Regions from separate parts of the Homo sapiens genome. Here region 1 is linked to region 2. Evidence: chromatin loops called from intact Hi-C (ENCODE). Cell type or tissue: ascending aorta. All regions are shown on one strand. Region 1 overlaps GRIA2 (glutamate ionotropic receptor AMPA type subunit 2). Region 2 holds the start of GRIA2 (glutamate ionotropic receptor AMPA type subunit 2).

Region 1 (8,000 bases), 87 kb before region 2:
AGGATAAGAGGCAATATTCTTTATGAGGCTGCTATATTTTCTCCTATTGTTTTCAAGTCAGCAGTTTGGGTTCATTTTTTTTTCCTTCCACAGTCTTCTGTTATGTTATTTTTTTTGTTATTGGGAATGATCCCAGAGAAATTGAAGTGGTCACCTATTAACCAGATGGTGGCAGTTATTTCTCTAGCATAGATTTACTTCTCTTTCCAAATATGTCTATTTTCCTGTTAGTAACTTTGCTTATAGCATCATATCACTTGGAAAATTTTTATTGTTTTTTTAATTGTCCATATATTACCTCATATTTAGGACTAAGAGTTACAACAACTAGAGGATTTATTTCCTGAAAAGTTATATCCTCAGTTTAGCACTTGGAGACATGCTACATAAACTTGTCTTTCATATTATTTCTACTATTCACAGCAAAACCAAATTCATCATTTATACTGATAACTTAATAAACAACGCAAAATCGAGACTCCAGAATGAATCCAGAACTCAGCAAATCATCTTCCTTATTCTAGAAAAGCCTGCATCTTTCTCTAACAATATTAGTCCCTTTTGATTAATAAAATGTAGGATTCACCTAATGTGAACATATCTCTTCAAAATCTAAATTCAGATACCAAATTTTATTTAAATCTTTTTGCTATGAAAAAGAGTCAATTATCAATTTTGTTGAAAACTATTTCAAAAAAGAAAAACCACCATTAAAAATTTTATGGATTCAATATTGGCCAAAAAGTGTACAAGATGAGTCTAAAACATCTTATGACACCAGAAGGGAAGGAACTCTCTAAAACCATCAGCATTACCTCAAAGCACACAGGAGCTAATTTGAAGAGGAGCTCTTTAAATAAAGATGGGAACATTTGAATATTAATTAGAATAATAAATGCGAAATACTTAAATACATAAACTGTTTTAAATCTATGAAATTATGTTTTAAAAACGTGCTTGACTTTGGTAGATGCTAGGGAACCAATTAATTAATTTGAAGACTGGTAAATAATGAAATAAAACAAGCATTTTCCTGCATTTCCTATATGAACCACTTTCAGGGTAATAATGAACTAAAGATATTTATTTTTGGAAATACTCTAGCTAATAGATGATGGATGAATATATATTTGAAATTATCACCATCTTGTAACACCTACGGAATTAATGAATCAAGACAACAAACATCAACTACTGGTAACTACCCAAAAAGAGAGATAACAGAGATATGTCTCCAAATGATAATATTCAACCCACCTATTTTGGTGTTGAATAGGTATATACCTATTTAGTGTTGGCTACATTCATGCCAATAATGTAAACTTGAATTTCATCACACTTCTAAATCTAACTACCAAGTTATAGGGCATATATAGAAGAAAATATTTTAAGCACCATAGTGTTGCAATCATCAAAATCTAGACTGTGGGAAACTGCATTACATTCTAAGAGTCTTAAAAATTATGTTAACTAATTGCGATATATGGATCTCATTTTTATTTTGCTTCAAACAGTGGAAAAAAGAATAATATTTATGAATTGTTAATTGTCTAGGTATAATAATACTATTACCATTATATTTAAAATATAAAAATCATTTTTTCCAAATAAACACTGAAATATTTACAGATGAGATGGCAGGATGTCTGGTATTTGTTTCTAAATAATTGCAGGGAAAAAAAGAGATATAGATCAAGCAAAATTGCTCATATACTAGTCTTTAATAAAGCCATGTTAAGAGTGTTTGGGAATCTTTATAGCATTCTAATTTGTTATTTAAAATATTTTAACATAAACATTAAAAATAATTTATTTTTATTTCAGAATGGAAGATTGAACCACATGCTGAAAAAAGTTAACTTTTTTTCTGGCAAAATGAAATTAGTTTCCTCTGTCCAGTCTTCTGGCAAAAGATATAAATAAACCTAAATTTCTCAAGGGATAATGTAAAAAGACCATATGTCATTTTTTGAAACTTTCAGTGACAGATCTTTAAAACACATCACAGATCGCCTATGATTTCCATACACTATAGGTCAGTTAAATCCTTCCCTTTTCATCTGCAGAGACAGAACACGCACAGCTGGTCATTATGATCAATTCGACAGCTATCAATGTACTTGAAAACAGCCATTAAGTCTACCCACTTTTCTCTGCAAGTAAGAGAAAAAGAAATCTAAATTCTAAGCCACTTTCCATTTGCTGGGTTCTACTTTCCTACATCACAGTCATGGTTCAACTCCCCCTTGTCACCTTCTTAAAGACATTATATCCATGGATGGGGGTCTCTGTGCTATTCATATATTACCATATAGAAATTACCAGTAAGCATCCTTATTCTCTGAAATAGCTTATTTCATTTTGTTTATTTAATTATAAAGCATACTATATAATACAATTTCAAGTGGTAATGCTCTTAATATTATGTCTCAACTTTTGACATATATTATAAGAAAGTTTAAATATAAATGACACTTTGTAAATGGATTTCACCAAGTGGAAATCCTAAATCTAAAATTTCCGGCAGTTCACCTTGCAAAAGAATATAGAGATGATGTATAAAATCAAAAAGAATGCATTTAAAGAAATGCCTAACTTGCGCCAGGTGCGGTGGGCAGATCACTTGAGATCAGGAGCTCAAGATCAGCCTGGCCAACATGGCGAAACCCCATCTCTACTAAAAATATAAAAATTAGCCAGGCCTGGTGGCAGGCGCCTGTAATCCCAGCTACTTGGAAGACTGAGGCAGGAGAATTCCTTGAAGCTGGGAGGTGGTGATTGCAGTGAGCCGAGGTCACGCCACTGCACTACAGCCTGGGTGACAGAGCGGGACTCCATTTCAAAAAAAAAAAAAAAAAAAACCAAGAAATTTCTCTGACTTTCAAACTCATTTGTTCTACGTGTCAAAAGTAATTTACAGTGGCTGTGGATTCAGGATTCACTGTTATTAAAACTCTCAAGATTAATATTTTGTAACCTATGGAACCTAACAAAACTTACATATTATTAAGAAACTAAACTGCTCAAGTAGTGCTGTATCAGACTTAATAAATTCAGTTTCATCAGAAGACACTGAATAATATTAAATTATCTCCTAACAACAGGCAGAAGTAATTCACAAGTGATTGCATTATCTGACGTGTAATTTGAAGAGACCACCATTCAATGCTTAATAACCCATTTCCCTAGGTGGTTTTTTTTCAGTAATAGTAACTGACTCTCAAACTCTCTCTCAATTTGATCTCCTCACCTCATTCCTCACAACTAAAAGTTTTATATTGTCTGATTTCTTTATAATCAATATACCATTTTTAAATTTGAAAATCACTGAAAATGTATATGAAAGTGAAATTAAACTCTTCAAACATAACACAGATTTGTGCTCTTGACCTCTTTGTACCGTATTCAATTACAGGAGAAAGTATGACTTGAGATCTGCCTCTATTCCTTCCACACAAACTAGCACAGAAGTATCTATAAATATATTCATCCTGTAATTCAGAATACAAAGTTGTATAGACAATGGGAGTTCTGCATAAACACTGGTTCATTTAAAGCTATTAGTATGCAATAGTTATTCAACTCTAATATCCATAGTACTACATTAGGATATTTGAATTTCTATAGCAGAGACTCACTTATTTTTATTGAATTACTTAAAACAAAACTGTTGAGATACATAGTTGATCATCTAAAAACAGAAGAAATCTGGAAGATTATTCCTCCTGGTAAATATATTTAAAATATAGTATGTTCTTTTAAACCCTCAAGAATATTGCTACAGTCTAAAAGTAAGTTCTAAACTCTACTGAATTCTTAGATGTTTTGCTAAAATAAAAAATGGCTAGATTACATAATGTTAAATTGCATTACTTCTTCATGTGCCTATTGTTACTGACTGGTTGTAGTTGTATAACCTATTCATAAAATGACAATCTTCCTAAAATTCTCCCAAAGTATTACTACTAGTCAGTCAGTGATAGTCTCATCTTGACCCAGTATTAATAACACTCTGAGTTATAGACAAGCCATCAGCCACCTGTCTGTATGCAAACCCTTTAAAAGGTCACCCGGTACACAGGGGAAGTCTGTCAGTTTGCACGTTAAAGGGTTAAATTAAAAATGATTACTGCCAAAATATACATTTTATTCAAACCATGTCTTACTGCTTAAAAATATTTTCTTTGCTCCATTTAAAATTAACTGTACTTATTCTTTCAAGCATATAAATTAATATTTATGATCACTAAATCATGGCAGCATGCCTAGGCCAAATTAGATTAACATATATTTCCCTCATCAGCTCTCTCAGGAATATGAGGGAAAAAATTATAATTTGAAAGCATTTTTGTTCTATGCATGATGTTTTCTTGGAACTGCAGGCAAAGTGCCTTCCCTTCAGAGGACAAATAATATTGCTCGATATTGAAACCAAGATATACAGATATAAAGTGCTAATTCTGTTTTTACCTACTCTCTGTAGAAATGTATTATCTTACCTTGTTGACACTAAACCAATAAATAAAAACCACATTTGGATTAAGTCCTGATTCAAACTTACAACATATATATCCAAAAATAAAACTATTATATAATGTTGAATGCATTAACATAGATAACCCCATTGCTCTATTGTTAAAAATGTGTTGAATTTCTCTTTATGGAGTGATGATATGCAGTTTTCAGGGTCATCAAGGAGTGTCAGGCTGTTGCCACATGGCCTGGGTAAGGAGAAGACACCAGCAACCTAAAAGATCACCTGGCACCAGATGCAGAGTTTCAGCTCTCCTCTCACCAGTAAACTTAGATTAGTCAAAGAGGGTTCCATACAAAGATGCTGCTATACAAAGATGTTTCTATCCATGCATCCATGTCTCTAATTGTTTAAAAGTGGTATATAGTCTCTTGGCCTGTTGCTCAGCATTGTGGCAGATAGCCAGGAAGCAGGAATGGCTTTCACTAGCTAAAGGTAGTGAAACTAAGCAGCATATAACAATTTCAAGTCATTTTCATCTAGTTCATGATTAGGGCAGAATGTTGGGAGATCATTTTCACATTTGGACCCTATGCTATTCCAAAGAACAGTAATTTAGACATTATAATTAACCAATATATATTCCTGACCTAGACTCTCTAAAAAGTGAGGATGATTAGAGCCTAAAAATAATCACATAATCAAGGAGGTGAAGAGACAGCCCATCAAGAACAGACCAAATTGTTTGAAACTGAGGCATGTAGAGATCTAAGTAGAGTGATGAAACCATGGGATCTATTTTCCAGACTGTGGTTAATGTGGACAAAGGGAACACAGGTGCATTCTTCAAATCATGTGACACTAAAGCAAGGAGGTGCCTACTTTGAAGCATAAGCAAAATGATTTCGGACCAAATGGGGGAAAACAGTTCACACACTAAATGTATGAATAAACTCGTTAAAATGTAGCATGATGGCAAAGCCATAAAAATTAAGTCATTAATAAGAAAAAAACAAATAGCAAAAATTCCATTTCCATGAGCCAAGTAAAATATTACACAAAGGTCAAGTCTTTTGCCAGTATTATGAGAGTCTTACATATTTATGTCTGAAAATAACTTCAGATAGAAGGCCACTGAAATATTTTTCACATTAAAACATCAATAGCTACTTGATAACACCTTGAAAATATATCCATAAGGTCATTTTGGCTTTAATATATTATTACTTAATATTATCACTCTAACATTTTTATCTCAACAGATGCACTTGAACTCAAATCAACTTGTATAATTTAATAATTGTAGATTATCTCATCACTTCAATTTCATTTAATATTTCTAAGTATTAATAAAAGTATTTTAAAATGTTCCAGATTTTTTTCACAAGTACGTAAGTCCATCCATCTTCACAGGCTAATTCCAGAGCCTGTCTTTTGAGTATCTCTCCTCACACACTAGAGTTTCTCTTTTTTTAAACTTGTATCAGCTGTTGTCTTTTTGAATTTTTCTCAAAAGTTCAGTTTTAACTAGAGGGAGCAATGGTGAGGGTAAGGATGAAGGCGAAGTGTATTCTTAAACTAAAAATGCCATCCTCAGTCAACCTTATCAAAGTGTAAAGAGAATTAGTCATTCAATTCTTCAATTTTGCAAGCAAAATTTAGCTTATAAAATCACCTTGAACTTAAAATACTGTACACATATGTTTAACTCATTTACTTATTAACACCATTTACTGAACATTAACTCTCTTTCTAGCATTATCTGAAGCACTGGGTACAGAGTCATGAGCTGAATATCTAGTACACTGAGCACTGCCTGGGCACTCTTTTCCTGGAGCTTATTGCCACACCTTACATGAAAAACATAATGCTTATCCTATGACACTAAGACAGTCCCTGGAACATAGCAGGGGCTCAATAGGCAATTCTTAAGTGACAGAATGAACATCACCCATTCATTATAAATTGTCCTAAGTACTATAAAGGAAAAGAGATTGCTTTGAAAGATAACAGTGTGAAAGGCATCTCTGAGGAAATGATATATGAACCCAGTTCTCAAGGAGGAGTAAGAATTAGTGATACAGGCAGAGATTTGAAGTGAAAGAGTTTGGTGCATCTGAGAAAGTGAAAGAAGGTCAAATGGATTTACCTTTAATGAGTGAGCAAGACAGCAGAATGCAATGGAGAGTTGAGTGGGAATTGGATATTATAAGACCTTAAAGCCAACTAAAATTTTTCAATGTTATCCTCATCATAATGAGAAGCTATTGAAGTATTTTAAACAAGAGAGTAATGCAGTCCAAAAAAAATTTTTTAACAGTAATTCCTGCTACTTCATAGAAAATGGATTAAAAAAAGACAAGGGTGGAACTGGAGAGATGAGGGACTGAACACATTATGGTGGCTTGGCCTGGGGTAATGGCAACGACAAGGATGAGTGTCTACAGACATATAATTAGGCAGTGGAAATCACATCAATAGGATGCAAGGATGAAAGAGGTATTAAGAATACACCCATATTTCAGGCTAGCTTGAACAACACAAAATACTAAAGAAGTTAGCAGAGAACAAGAGGAAAAACTAAAAATTATTTAATAAGCTCAGTTTTATAAGCCCTTTTATCACATTAATAAGTGTGCGTCGGAAACATCCAGCACATTGAAATCTGTATTTACTGTAAATGATTCTCGGTTTTAGTTTTTAATTCCCTATGGGAATAGCAAAGCACTCCCTTCTCAAAGCAGGGGGACATAGTTGTTGACACAGCAAATTTTTTTTCAGCTTGTATAGTGCTGACTGGCTTTTCCACTGAGTGTTCTCATTCCCAGGATTAGGAGGACAGGGCAGAGAATCAGACACCTAGCTCCTGCACTCCTGACTCGAGCTTGCTGCAGTAAATGACTACAAACTGATCAATGGAGAATTGACTGACGGCTGGCTCTCTTCTTGTCTGCCCTTGTGGGTTAACAAGGTGCCCTATCTTGGTCGAAATAGGCTTCTGGGTTTTCATTTGAACCTACAAATATTCCAGGAAGCAAGCTGCTGAGGGAAGCACAGTATGGTACTTAGGTACTAGGACAATCGTTGTCCCTCACCGCTTTGACTTTGATTTACGGATACTCTCTCTAAAAACATATCCATATGAACACACACACACAAGATGTTTCATACAATTTAGGGAGTACACAAACCCACTGACACCCAATTACGGACCTGGGAATGGTTAAAAACACCTGGGATTCTATGACATAAATCAAGCAAGTCTGCTAATACTAAACTTCACAACAAGGGATATGAGAAACATACAGGTTGTACCTCCCTCCATTACATTTTAACATAATGAATCAAGACTGGCATGCTATTCAAAATCATCCCATTATAAACAATTATGTGGAATGGTGTCAAAAGCATAGGTTTGGTATCAGAGACCTGTGTGTAAGCTGTACCATACGTGGGTTGATCCTGAGAAAAACCTTTAACTTCTCTGAGATTCGGGAATCTTGTTTTAAGGCAAGGGCAATAATAA
Region 2 (8,000 bases):
AATGACTTCATTTTCTTTGTATAACCTTAACCCATTCAGTGGATCTCCCTGGATCCTCATATCAACGTCCACTTCAACATTTCCAAATAATTTCCTCCATCTCAGGAATAAAATTAAATTAGTAAACTAATAAATTTTCCCTTTTGAAGTTGTATTACTAAGGTATAAAAATCCACTTTTTAATACGTAAATTTAGCTCTGTGGGATTTTTATGATTGGAAGAGCAAGCTATTTCAAGAGCATTGCAAGATGATACCTATCATCTAATAATGTCATTAGATAGCAAAATTCCTGAGATTTCTAGAGGAAATGGGAAAAAAGATGTTTAGATCTTAGCTGTCAATGTATTTAATGCTGTTGCTTCCACTTTATAAAGGAAAGAATCACAGACTTCCCTGAATAAAAAGGCAAGAAAACAAAGGATAGGCATTGGAGAAAAATCTTAAGCAGGATTTAAACGATCAAGACCCATGCTGACAAATTTAACACTAGAGATTTTCATCCATTTCTTGACTTTGTGATTGTAGTTTACATAAGCATCTTTCCCTTTCCCTCTCTCTCATTCTGTCTCAAAAGAGTTAAACTAATTTTACATCTTCTATTGTCCATAGCACAAAAACAAACAAACAAAAAAGGATACAAATTCTCTATTTCATTTTGCAATCTCTAAATTTTGAAATGTCTCAGAGAATAAAAAAACGGAGTCACAAACATGTTAAGCGATTTGCCCAGTCAATGAGTTAATGTCAGCCCCAGAAATTTCTATCCAATGAGCCTCTCTTCTGTCACAGTACCCCCCTAGTTCTTTTTAGCAAACAGTAAGATTACTTATAACATGGGAGTTGCAAATGTCATGCTTTTGAATTATCATGTTGTCATCTTTAAAATGTGTTCAGTTCCTGAAAATAATTTGTTTTACTATCCTACTATAATAATCCATGCAGGGGTAATTTTAGTCTCTGGAAATGTGAACATATTTATTTTAGCTTCACTTCCTGAGGAGGGGAAAAAACTGTGCAAATGAAGACTTGATTATTCCAGCTTCTCAGAACTATGGACAAATTAAATTGTGTGGTAATTTTTTAAAAGAAGTCCACATGTTGATTACATGAATGTGTTCACCCTGCAAATATATGAATTTACATATGTGTTTAATATATACACATATTCTGGCTATATATTTTATTTCAGAAAAATTTCTATTTAAAAATTCAAAAATATTGAGAATGAGTATCTAAACCTAATAACCTAATCACAGTCTTTTATCTTTATAAAGCCCCAATACAGTAGTTTAGCATTTGTTGAAATCAAGGAATATTCATTTTGTCAATGGACATATGTTATTTTTGCAGAAAGTTCTTCTCATTATTTTCACCAATGAGTGAACTTGGCAATCATTGACTGTTTTCAAAAAGTACAGCTGTCAATACTTTCACTTCACATTCAAAACCTATGTCCTTCCTATACCCACAGCCGTTCCTTAGGAGTCATTACTTTTCAAAGCATTTTCACATAAGTATACAATTACACACAGTTAGATACTCAGAACAGTTGCATGACAAACTTGTAATTCAGGAAAAATTGGAACTTACTGATATCAAATGAATAGTCTAAATCTGTTAGGTAAATAGGTCAAATATAGAAGTCTTCAAATTTTAATTAAGTTGATTTCTTTGTATGTCATGTACTAAAATTTTCTGAGATATTCTATTACGGACGTTTTTCAAAGCTGCAAATCCACTTTAATTCTCCTCTTCTCTCTTTCGTTCTGTACCCCCACACCCGCCCTTCTTTCTTTTCTTACTTGGCACCAACATTTGAAGAAAATATATAGCAGTGAAACCTTCTTAAATAGATCCATTATAAACAATTAAATCCTAAATTACCACACAATGCCCCTATTCTATCAGTCTAAGAAAATTGTTTCTTCATTCGTCCGGGTGACAGTAGTTGCAAGAGTTGATGATGGGCCCAATATGATAATCAAGCTAAATCACGGAATATATGACTAAAGCTTAAAATGGGGAGGAGGGATGGCAACCAGTTGTTTGTGTGACGTGGGAAAACTGCAGTTGGGCTTTTCCTGTGGTAATTTTCCCCAAGCTCTGTAGCCAAAGTGGGAAGTGAGCCATCCGCAGATCTCCCCCAAATTGTTATCTATGAAATAACGACTGCGAATATTAGGGCAGGAAAGAATCACCGCAGGGCAGTCGGCAGGAAATGATGGCAGCTGCTGGGAAGAGGGCAGGAAGGCACAGTGGCCGCGACTGCCTGCCCACGCCTGCGCGGGGGAGCGAGCGCGGGGACCGGAGCCCTCTGGCCTCCACACCAATCCTTTTAGATCCCTAATTGTTTGGTTTCTAGTACTTTATCTGAACCCATCACAGAGCTTCCCAGCGAGTCCCGGAGCACTGCGCGGAGTGAGAGGGTTAATATGGAGCATTGCAAAGACTAAAATGGCTGATCAGCGACTTCTCCAGATTTTCAAACTCGGCCAGATCCCACGGCTTCCCAGTCCTTTTCCCCGGCTGCCTCTGCTGGAGCCCAGCTACCTGAGAACAAAGCGCGCCGGGCTGGCAAGCTGACCGCGGCGCCCCTGGCGGCCTCGCCCCCTCCAACTTAAGCGGAAGCGCAACTGAGCAGGAGAAATTGACAGCGCTCCCCCTTTCCACCGCCTCCCCGCCCCACCCCCACGCCACCCGGCCGGCCTGAGCCTGCGTCAGCCCCGCTCCTCGCCCCTCGGGTGGGCGTTATGTAACAGCCCCGATCCCAACTCCGGAACCATTTCAACAACTTGTCCCAAAGAGGAGAACATGGAGCTCGCGAGGGCCGCAGGGTGAGCCCAGCCGGTGCTGCGGATCTAAACTGGGGGCAGCGGGCGAGAGCGGCAGCTGCTGGGGCAGGAGGCCACTGGGCTCCGGCAGTCCCTCGTGGGATTTGTCCAACAGCCCGACTGCGCGCCCTGGGGAACAACGTGTTCTCTGTGGGCAGGGTGCCAACAGGCGCTCGATGGGGAGCGAGGTGGGAGGGCTTCTCCTGAAGCACTCAAGATGAGCGAAAACCCCTTGAACCCAAGAAAGCCGCCCTCCCTGGCTCCAACCCTCACCCCGGCTCCCTAATGCGCACACTCTTGACGTCCTTTCCCTCTCTCTTCAGCCCTCTCCAGCCAGCGGGGGTCCCTGAGATTACAGCCACCTTCTCTCTACACGGTCACACGCACGCGTGTGTGCAGTCACTCACACCCACACACTGACACACAGAAACGCACACACACCACCCCAGAAACGCACACACACACTCACACTCGCTGGCCTTCCGCGTGCAGCACCCGAAAGGCATGAATATTCATTACTTACAAGCATTAGTGACTGCGAAGCTGTTTGCCACCTCCAAATTGTCGATGTGGGGTGTCAGTCTGAACTCCGAAGTGGAAAACTGAACCATCCCTACTCGAAATGCACTGTATTCTTGATCGGCGCCCCTAGGAAATAGCCCCCCTGCAAAGAACAAACAGCAAGCAAGAGAACAGTGTCAGTGCCCCGGGAGGGAAAGGAGGGGCGCGCGCTAGCGCCCAAAAATCCAAGAGTCTCTTATTCACGCGAATAGGCCGAATAAACACACCTACGGACTCGGACAGCGGGGGTGGAATATCCAAAAGCTAGCCAAGGGGTCAAGACCCAGATGAGAGTCTGAAGGCGAGGTAGGCGGCCAGAAACCTTCACCTTTCCATGTAATCACAAGCTTTGCATTCAGACCCCAAGAAAATCTGAGCAAACTGGAAAATGTCGCTAAGGCAGAATTAATAAAATTTGGGGATCCGAAATGAGAGGACCTTTTCTTCTATTGTATCAAAGGCATAGTCTTTTCCTTTTGCTTCATCCTAAGAAAAACATGTATATTCTAGGTAGTTTAAATCTGGAATGCAGTCAAGGTATGACATAAGTCTACATGACATGAATTAATTTGTACACTGTGAACAAAGATTACCACCAAATTATGCACAATTCAAAAGCATAGCACAAAGGGTACCTACCTATCTGTATGCTGTTAGAAGAGACACCAAAAATCAGTCCCCATAAAACAGGAGAAAGGAGGACAGAAATATGCATAATCTTTTGCATTTCCAAGAAAAGTAGAGCATCCACAATATACCCCTTTTTTTTTCCTTTTCCTCCTCTTCCTTCTTTGGCTGTTTTCCTCTGCAAATTAGATCCTCTGCATTTTGAGACAGCAATTTAGCACCAAGCTGCTAAAACCTGAAGTGGAGGCAGAAGAATCCCTATTTCCCAGGTCCTGCTGGTGGCTGCTGATGCCCTGCGCCCTGTCCCCGCTCCAGAAGTCCGGAGGACTGGCTGAATGCAGTTTTCAGCGGAGCTGCCGCTGTGGTCCCAGTGTCTCGGAATATTCAGCACCCTCCCATGCACTCACACACACTCACCCTCTCTCGCGCTCTCTTCTCCCTCTCTCCTCTCTCACTCACGCGCGCGCGCACACACACACACACACACACATACACACACGCACACACACAGGCAAGTCACAGAGAGGGGCAGGCAGTCCCGGGCGCGCGTGCGCGACTCGCGGCAGGAGGCGGGAGCGCGCGCCCCCTCCCCCGCACGGCGCCCGGCACCCCGCACCACCGTGGACGCGTCGCGTGCGCGGCGCTGAGAAAGCACAGCTCGGGGCCCGTAGCCGCTGTCCCTCCGCGAGACCTCGGGTCTCCGGGGCTGTCGCGCCCACCGCGCGCCTCGGCCTTTCAGCACCGAGGACAGCGCCTCGCTCCCCGCCCGGAGCTACCTTCGTGCGGCTGTTGCAGCTGCTGCGGAGATGCTCCAACCTGGACCAAATGCAGCAAAGCTGATCTCCGGCTGCTGTGTAGAAGCCGAATTGCTAATTGTTGGCGGCGAAGCGTCCTCTCACCAGGCCCTGCTGTCTTACGTTACAAATAATTTTGATTTTTATCTTCCATCTCCTGTGAAAACCCATTTAGCAATACAGAAGCCCTGTCATCCTCCTCACCTGACCCAGCCGAAAGCAAACAAGCAAGCAAAGCACCGTGGAGGAAATATTCCAAAATTGTGCACTTGGGCTTCATGGGATGTAGCCAGGATCCAGGGAGAACCCCAAGTTATATCTTTAAATGCTTAAGCCGCACAAGAGATCAAGATGGAATCTTTTAAATATTTTGCATGAAAATCCCATCTTTAGAGTATATTCCATTGGGCTGTGATGCTGACTCGCCTAGTTACAGAGCGCACGGGTCTTTCTCGCAGCTTTCACTGCAATCCCTCCCTTGTAGAGTCATGTAGACTTGGTTTCCTAGAAGCCCTTGCTTTATGCAGATTGAAAGCAAGAGACTCTGGTTTAAGGAAAGGCTATTAGAGGAAAGTGATTAGAAGATGAAGCTAGTGTAGGAATGCCACAGAGATGCAGATTCTTTCCCAGAGACTTACTTAGAAATCTGTTTCCCCATCGCGTTTTGGCCGGGGGTTTCGAAAAATCACTGCCTAAAGAAAGTAAGCCACCACGCTCTACTGAACACGCGGGCCACAGGGAAAGAAAGATGAGGTTAGATATTAAAAGTTTGAAGGGAGAGAATTGATGGCGAGATGGATGACTGGACTTCCCGTGTGAAATTTATGTTCTTCATGGTGCTTTTTCCAAGCTCATTCCTGGAAACCTGCTCTGACAATTCCCTCTGCGGACTCAGAAAAGCCCCACCAAGTTGCATGTCTTTACTGGTTTAAACAAATAAAGAAAGATTGAGAACAAGGAACTGTTTCCAGGAAGAGGGAGATTGGAGCTTACAGTACTAAAAAGAGAACTGCTAGTATTCCAAAATGCCATGAGTCTATCAGGCTGCCTTCTTGTGCTTGCAGCTTCATTGCTGACTGGATTATCTTATGCTTGCTTCTTAATCACATTGGCCTCAATTTCCCCATTTTAAAAATGATGATGAGCAAAGTGGCTTCTATGGCTCTTGGATCCTATATTGCTGTCATTTCAAATTATAACCTTTCCCTCTTTTTGATGTAGTCCTAAACCATGAAGTGAGAATAGCTGTAATCTATTATTAAGCTTATAAACTATAGACTAAAATATCTCTTAATTTTATGCCTTAGAATTTTATTAGTATGTTATAAGTACTCCACACTGTATATAAAGCAGGTCTTCTAAATAAAAATGTATTTAACCTTTAAAAAATTGAATAATAAAAATAATATATAAAATTAATTAAAATTACAATAAATCGATAAAAAATAAAAAATGAGATATAACTTACATATATTCAAAATTGCAACATAAAGAATAAATAAATCATACATATTTAATCATTATTTGTGATGTAAGGTATACAAAATGATTGGAAATTATTACCTATTTAAAATTTTTAATGTAAAAGCACTAAGAACAGAGCAAAATTTAAAATACCTCTGTAGTTATTTTTTTCTCGATTCACTTGTTTCCACAGGAAAACTTTAATTTCATAGAAAGTAACTTAGAATTAAAGAGAGCGAGGACAGAGAGAGAGGAAGCTTCAATATGAAAAAAATTTGATGTTTAAAATGTGAGTTCAGGTGAATTGAATTTTAAAAAATAAGAATGTTTTCAAACTATTTTCATCTTAACCTATTTCAAAGTCAAGGGCAGATATGAACTCAAAATTGACTGAGTTACATTCTATAAAAAACAAATGCTGTAAAAATAAGAATTTGCTGAATCATAGAGTATAGTAACTAATATGTAAGAGCTCAAGAAAAATATTACTGTCTAGTGGCCAATTACAATTTATATATAAGGTGGAAATAAAAATTTTAGCAAGCATTACTTGTAATTCAACTGCTATTCTATGTATCTATGTTCACAAGGTAGTTATGTATAGACCTTTCACATATTTGGAAACTTATTTCCTATATCAGCATAATTTTATTAATATTATCACTCATGAGACTTTTTCAAATTTCTTATAATGTTTTAATAGCATGTATGTTTCAAGCACAGAATCCTGTCAATATAAGGGTAATAAATTTAAATTGACTACAGTAAATGGTTCTTTATACAAATACATGGAAAAATACTGGAATTTATTTTGTGAATGTACACGGCTCTATTTTTTCATGTAGCAACTTCCTATTTCAAGAATATGTATTTCAAATTGATCACCAATCAATTTTGAAAACTTCAAAACTACTAGATCTACAGTTGACTAGAATAGTGTGCTACAAGAAACAGAGTTTGCTATTTTCTGCCCTCTGCTGTTCAATTTTGGCAATTATGTAAAACTTCATTGCTTCCGCTGCAAGAATTGTAAGTTACAATAAAAAATAAAAGAAATAAAAAATGTGATCCATCGTATCATTTGTTAGTTTAGTTAGGTGGTTGGTTAACAGTTTTTAAATCACTGGCAGAGCAAACTTTTAGCTGACTTTATTATCAAAATTAAGTTATAAATGTCAGTGCTGCAGTTCCTACTGAAGTAGTTTGACCAAAGTGGAGTTCACTCCCTGCCTTCCTGGGACTGTAAAAATGTAGGACATCTAAAAGACTAATATGCAATGCAGAATTTGTAAAAAATGAGTGTCCTCCTACTTTCAGCAGAAGATGGCAAAGGATAGCAGTTCTCGCAGAAGAAACCCATGTTTCAAACGTAAGATTCTATTGGCTGATACAGAGCAAAAGAAACAAAGAAGGAAACATGAGGACTGTAATTACTCAGGGCTATAAATAAAAAAGGGATGTTCACTCTGGGGAGTTTTAGTTCTTTAATTAAGATAAAGAATAATGATATGAAAATAGTTATTCAGATTAATATAGTATTTATTATACCTTTTTGTAACAAAATTTTAAATCATTAACTCAATAAGATAAAGTTTGTGACCCTACAATGCATAGCTAAAGCTAGGCTTTTGTAAGATTTTTAAAAATATATTTAAAATCAAGTTCAAAATGGAAAAATAATTATAGTTTTCATTTTTGATTGTTTAAGGGCTTTGATTATA

The links. Peaks named below come from ENCODE experiments on the same cell type or tissue, not always from the same donor. Only the 100,000 strongest peaks of a DNase experiment are listed, where the experiment ranks them.
Region 1: it touches region 2 in a loop (2.1-fold over the local background); 7 of 110 quality-filtered maps call a loop at or near these places.

Annotation. Positions count from the first base shown.
Region 1 is chr4:157,304,211-157,312,210 of GRCh38, reverse strand. All of the region lies in intron 3 of GRIA2 (glutamate ionotropic receptor AMPA type subunit 2), which reads right to left. Among named protein-coding and RNA genes, the nearest start is that of GRIA2, 87 kb to the right of the region's middle. In ascending aorta, no CTCF peak of the experiment used is centred here; no DNase peak of the experiment used is centred here; H3K4me3 peaks cover 389 bases.
Region 2 is chr4:157,217,164-157,225,163 of GRCh38, reverse strand. It overlaps GRIA2 (glutamate ionotropic receptor AMPA type subunit 2), which reads right to left and starts at 4,436. Exons shown (of 16, transcript NM_001083619.3): 1 at 4,034-4,436; 2 at 3,357-3,497. The coding sequence starts at 4,121. In ascending aorta, a CTCF peak has its summit at 7,258 (motif pointing left); DNase peaks (open chromatin) are centred at 2,823, 3,630 and 4,653; H3K4me3 peaks cover 5,429 bases; H3K27ac peaks cover 4,738 bases.